Regions from separate parts of the Homo sapiens genome. Here region 2 is linked to region 1. Evidence: chromatin contacts called from ENCODE Hi-C data. All regions are on one chromosome and are shown on one strand. The core of a region is the stretch at or near the end of the contact, and the rest is flanking DNA. Distances in the headings are between cores, read along the strand shown.

Region 1 (3,098 bases), core at 373-2,872:
TAGGATTAATAAATAAATCATCAGTTGAGGAACTTCAGGCATCATTATGACATCAAGTTAGGAGAGAGGAATGTTCTGAGTCTCTCATGGCTCCTGGTGTGCTGGCATCTCCCCCGGCATGTGGTACCACAGTTCAGGACAAGTTTCTCCACCTATTTAAACCTACGTCCCCTACAAGATTCCTCCCATCAATCATGAAGTGTATTAAGCAGCTACTAACACTTTGTCAAGCTTTAATTTTTGCCATGTGTATGATGAAGACAAAGATATAAAGACTGTGTCTTTTGAAAGTGAATCTCTGCTCTAAGAGAAACTTTTGGCCTGTCTCTTACACAGAGACTCAGACTTGGGAGTTCCAATGAACTCCAAACTGGTGGGATTCAGGAAAGGAAGGAAGAAGGGATAGTCCTGAGGTGTCTGATCCAGATCTAGTTAGAATAAAAAAGATGTCTGGGATAAGAGTAGCTCTTCTGAACCTACTGCAACTGAACTCATGCTTCAGGCAGCTTCCAACAGAACTTTAAAGTAGGGGGAAGTGGGATTAGCCTTCTTGATATAATGGAACTACCGAAAGTCTGAATCCAACCAGGGACCCTCATTCCAAAACCAAAGACAGTATTATGTGTTTAAGAGAGTTCATGACTCTCTTGAACAAAACCCAACTCCTGGAGCTCCAGAGTAAAGAGCCCTACCCTATAGCCTGCAGCAGTAGGATATATTGGAAAAAGAAAGAGCTCTGTAGATCATTCCTTGAATCCAGTCATTTACTAGCTAGTAATCATGGGAGAGTCACTTTACCTCCCTTTGCTTTAATGTCCTCAGGTGTAAAATGTAGTTAAAATACTTGGTCGAAAAGATTGTTGCAAGGACACCAGAGTGAATGGAAGCAAGAGAGAACACAGAGTGATAATAGTCAGTGGTTTTGGCACAGAATTCAGATCCTTACTCTGAATCTCACTATGTGTCTTTGGGAAATATACTTAAATTTTATGTTCTTCACTTAAAAGAGGAGGTTCATACGACCTCATAAGGTTGATATGAGTATTAAGTGGGAATGCTTAAAGCAGAAATGTTTAAAATAGCTCCCTGCACATAGTAAGCATTCGATAAGAGCTAGTTTCTTCCCTTCTACCTTAGAATCACAGTTCTGATTGCTGGGCCTCCCAATGAAGTGGCTGAACTATTTCTACCGGGTAAGACAGCCCAAAGTTTGTCAAATGATCTTCTTTTGGGCCTGCAATAATAATAATATTAATAATAACCTAAGAAGCTGTCAGAATGTATCAACACATCATTATCTGGATGAAACAATGAGCTTAGTTTTACATTTATGCTTTTTCAGACTACTGACTGAAAAATAGGTGACTGAAATTTCCTATTTGTTTGTCTGAAACAGAGGTACAAGGCCTGAAAGAACCTATCCAAATATCAGCTCTGGTTTTCCTCTTCTCCTGCCAGCGGTGTTCTAAAACCATAGAGGTAAGTGCAGTGCTGAGAACAGAAGACTATGCTGAAAAAAATCAACAGTAACACTCTCTATTAGAGGTGCATAGAAATGAAGAAACCACTTCCTATATTTCAAGTACAACCTTGACACCAATAAGCCAGGCCTTGGGTACCACAGTGTGGCAAAGCTAGGTATTACAGAGAGAACACTGATCCCTTATAAAGTAGAAGGAAGAGCTGGACATTGGCTATAGTGGAGAATTTTGTTTGGGGAACTTTGCTAGAGAAAAGCCATGGATTCTATTTACTGAATTAAATGCCACTGACCTACATCTGGCTTTGTTCACCATCTCCTCTGAGACTAAGCCCCTCAAAAGAGGAAGTGAGTCATAGGAGAGTAAGAAAGGATAGGAACAGTTGGTATTTCAGTGGGAGAGAAACTTGCTATTTAAACTATTTGATTAAATAATTATGTTGCTCAGGTAATAGAACAATTAATATGTAGCCACAACCTATATTTTTAACATAATTTAACTATTTAACAAAACAATAGGTAAAATCTAGGGGGATATTATGCTAGAATAAATGCTTATTTGATATTTAATTGAAAAAACATTCAACTCTGTATGGGATGTTATTCTCTATTCAACTTATCCCAAAAGCTGTCATCTCAATTCTACTTAATGTGAAAATTATACAGCTGCTAAGAGTTTTAAAAATCATGTCTATTTCAGCCTAAGCAAAACATTACATAAATATCCAGAGTTACTTGACACAAAATAGGTGGTTACTCACATTTACCACAGAATTTGAAATAGGAGTCTGTGAAACTTTAAGATCTCCCCTACATCAGCTGATCCCTTATCCTCCACTCAGGCACACAATTTATTACATAAAATGTGCCATATATATTTAAACATTAAAGAATTATTTGATATTTAAGACACATGGAGATGTGATTAAAACAAGGCTTATTTTAACCTTGAATCTACTGCTTATATATCCTTAAATTGACATAGGAATTCATTTTTTCTTTCTCTATAAAAGACAGTTTTCATTGTTCTCTGTTTATAAAAGAAATACATACTTATTATAAAATTTTAATTGTTACACATGTGAAAGTCCCCTATCATACTAAACTCTAGAAAGATACTTTTGTGAATTTTTGACTATTTCTAACTTAAAATAAGTTTTTTTTCCTTTACAAAAATTGGGTCAAGTTGTGTGCAGTGTTTGAAATACGCATTTTTCTTTTTTCTTTCCCTTAGTCATCATTTCAACGTTTGTTTCATTGCTGTAATAATACTATATTACATAGTCTGAATATATCAGAGCTTATTTCTCCAGTTTGCTGTTGATGATTGAAGTAGAGAGTCAAAGGAATTTTGGTGTTTACCTTCCACAGTGCTAAAATGAGCAGCATTAACAGCAACAATCCGGCAAAAGCACTCAGCAGGATGACCCATAATGGCACTCTGCCCGGTAGCCCATCTTTGGATATTTGAATAGCAAGCTGAAAATTATTAAACAAGATTGTTAACATAATAAACACCTATTAGAACTCCTGGAACATTGAGTTCTTGCAGGCTACAATTCTCTACCAGTGCATTAATCTCGTTACTATATAATGAGAAAACATTAGATTTACATTA
Region 2 (3,098 bases), core at 414-2,913, 300 kb before region 1:
GGAAATCAAAGTCTTGGAAACTCAATTACTTTCTCAGATAAATGCAAACAGCTGGTAGCAGAGCCAAAGACAGATACCTGGGCTCGTGTCTTCTATTCCAGCTCACTTTCTTCTTTGTTGATGATAAATTTTAAAGGACAAACTTGCTGTGAATATTTATTTATGCCATGCTTTTGGAAGTACTGTTAGGCAGAGAACTACAAAAACATTTCATTCTTAAAAATCCTAATAGAACTAAGCTGGTCAATATATATTTTTTCATGATGTTATATTGAGTGTTAATGTTAATTACGTTAGTCACAAATTAACCCTTTTCTTTTAAATGTAACTTTAAAGGTTTATGAAATTCTAATCCTTTGTTAGACATATTTAATTGTTAGGCATATTTAATTTTAAATGGAAATCAGAAGAGAGATTGTTTCACTTGCCAGCAATTTTCTTTATAGCAAACTTTCTTAGAATATATTTAGTAAATTCTCCTGAACGAAAAAAATGTTAGTTATGAATGCTATAGTTTAATATTGAATAGAATTTTTGGAGAATGTCAGGAAATTTCTATGAACTCCATCACCAAAGACCATGCTTCTTTAAAGAAAGGAATTAGATCAAGGAAGAAGGAAAAAAAGCATAAGAAAAAGAATGTGAAAACGGTGAAAACAGTCTTGTCCTTCTGGACTTTTGCTAGAAATTGTGATCAAATAATAAGTTTGTAGAAAGAGGATGTAATAATATATGCTAGTACATGTATAGAAAAAATATTTTGCTTGGGAAATGGTGATATGCAGTGAATATTGAGAGTGGTTCTCTTTTTGGAGGAAGGATTAGGAGGTTTTCATCTTCTATATTAAGTATTTCTATAAGAACAGAACCTTGAAAGTTCATAATTGCTTCTATAAACACACAAAATTTAATTTAGGCATACAGACCTGAACTATACCACACATCATGTCAGTTCTGCAAGGTGTTGAAAGAATTCTGAAACTCTCTTTCATCCCATAGCCAAGGAAACGATAAGGCAAAGTTTTAAGGTATAAATGTGTCCATGGGAGAGAATTTAAAAAGTAGTCACATATGGAAGCTTCTGGAAAAACGAAACAAAAAAACATTTTTTAGGATCTCATTTGTGATACAGGCATATCGTCATCCCTTTTATTCAAATCTTTTCTGGCTATTCAGACTTCCTCATAACTATTTTTACAGTGAACACTGGTTTCACTACAGTTTTGGAGTGTGGGTGGAAACGGAGACAGAAAGGAGGAGCATTAATAGTGAGAAAAATTATTCCCCAAAGCAGGGTATCGTCTGTAGAAGAATTTCAGGAGCGTCTCTCTAAGGCACTCCTATTCTTAATTTTGGTTGAAACCGTGCACACCTTTTGTTGTACTGGGTCTAGTAATACACACCTTCTTCCTTTCCAACCAGCCATATGAACTTATCTACATTACAAGCTTCTGCCAGAGGCCAGGAAAAAGATGTGTACGGTAATTCCAAACACAGTCAGGAAAGGAAGTGGCTCAGTGGTTTTCTTAAAAGTCAGTGACACCTATCAAATGGCATTAGAAATATTTAGTAAGGACTATTCACAATTGCTTCAAATTGACAGGATAGTGCCTGCCTCAAATGAGATTGCACATTACTGGATGATTTTTTAAACATTCATCTGCAGTCATGCGGTCAGCAAGATAGTTTCAACTGCCCAGAAAAAAACAGATGTTAAGTGGTGATTGTGCTTTGAAATAGAAATGAAGTCAAGGATCTCCTATTGCTTTTGAGCAAGTCAAGCTGTCTAAAAAGCAAAACAATTTAAATGAAAAACATTCTTTTTATGCTGTGGGTTTTTTCCTCATAACTTACACTGTTTTCTGTGCATGCAGTGCTATCTATCTTATGTAATTAGGAGAAAATCTTAAAAGCAAACATTGTACACAGAATTGCTAATAAGATCACTTGTATGATGTTGGGCTCCAACCATTTTGTTATATTATATTGGAAGTAAACTATTGATTATAAAAATAACTATAGTCAGGCACAATGGTGTAAACCTGTAGGCCCAGCTTCTTGGGAGGCCAAAGCAGGAAGATCCCTTGAGCCCAGGAGTTCAAGCCCAGTTTAGGCAACATAGCAAGACTCTGTTCCCCCGAAAAAAAAAAACCTGTTTTTAGTTTTAATGTTGCTTCTGATCAATGTTGATTATAAAAAGAAAACTGTGTACTGTTAGGCAAGCATAAAGTTATCACCTGTTCAATTTATTCATTAAACAACCATAGATGTGCCATTATACATGAAACATTTCTGGCTCCATATTTTAAAAACAGTCTTTTTAAAATTTATAAAAAGACAGTGAGAACACATGGACACAAGGAGGGGAACAACACACACTGGGGCCTGTCGTGGGATTGGGGGGCGAGCCAAGGGAGAGCATCAGGACAAATAGCTAATGCATGCAGGGCTTAAAACCTAGATGATGGGTTGATAGGTGTAGCAAACATGTAAACCTATGTAACAAACCTACATGTTCTGCACATGTATCCTGGAACTTAAAGTAAAAAAAAATATTAATTAAAAGAAAATGTTGGATTTTTGAAATAGTACTGCCCTTTTAAATTTCATCAATAATGCCTATGTGCTAAATTGAGACATGCTCAGTCGCACTAGGAAGCATTTTGCTGTGAAAGCATTTATTTTTTTCCCATTGTGCTGCATTCTTTTAATAACTCTTAGGGTATAAGACTCCAAAAAGCAGGTTGCTCTTGTAACCTGTCCCCTTCAGTATTTCAATCTAACAGCTTCAAGTGTCTTCATTCACTCTCTCTATGTATAGAAATCACCATCAGGCTTTCCTAAATGAGAGCAGAAGTTTCACTCAGCATTCTTTTCCTAGATGGGGGTTATGATGACATTTCCTTATTGTTTAAGGGCAGCCCAAACTCATGATTAATTTGAAAACTAATTACCAAGAATGTAGGACTAATGTCTTGCTCTAGCACTGACTATCCAAGAGAGTTTGGCCAATTCCTGTATATATGTGCATGTATGTTTGTATGTATGTATGCATACATCTTATATGTGTGTATTTGTATCCTTACAAGAGAAATATA

Evidence for each region. A loop is a pair of places that touch in the nucleus more often than their neighbours do. Pooled maps may share reads with other maps.
Region 2: a map of IMR-90 shows a loop between it and region 1 (8-fold over the local background). The contact joins two enhancer-like sites. A Hi-C loop is called at or near these places in 1 of 168 maps with a recorded cell type or tissue (IMR-90), 1 of 37 single-sample maps with no recorded cell type and 5 of 50 pooled maps.

What each region holds. Positions count from the first base shown.
Region 1 is chr5:52,947,206-52,950,303 of GRCh38, reverse strand. It overlaps ITGA1 (integrin subunit alpha 1), which reads right to left. Exons shown (of 29, transcript NM_181501.2): 28 at 2,843-2,959. It overlaps ITGA2-AS1 (ITGA2 antisense RNA 1), which reads left to right. Exons shown (of 4, transcript NR_186583.1): 3 at 1,397-1,479. Among named protein-coding and RNA genes, the nearest start is that of ITGA2, 41 kb to the left of the region's middle. Within about 2 kb of position 1,622, at least 6 of the 41 ENCODE cell types and tissues checked have a DNase peak (open chromatin) inside an H3K27ac peak, as active enhancers do.
Region 2 is chr5:53,244,761-53,247,858 of GRCh38, reverse strand. No RefSeq gene overlaps it. Among named protein-coding and RNA genes, the nearest start is that of MOCS2-DT, 140 kb to the right of the region's middle. Within about 2 kb of position 1,663, at least 2 of the 41 ENCODE cell types and tissues checked have a DNase peak (open chromatin) inside an H3K27ac peak, as active enhancers do.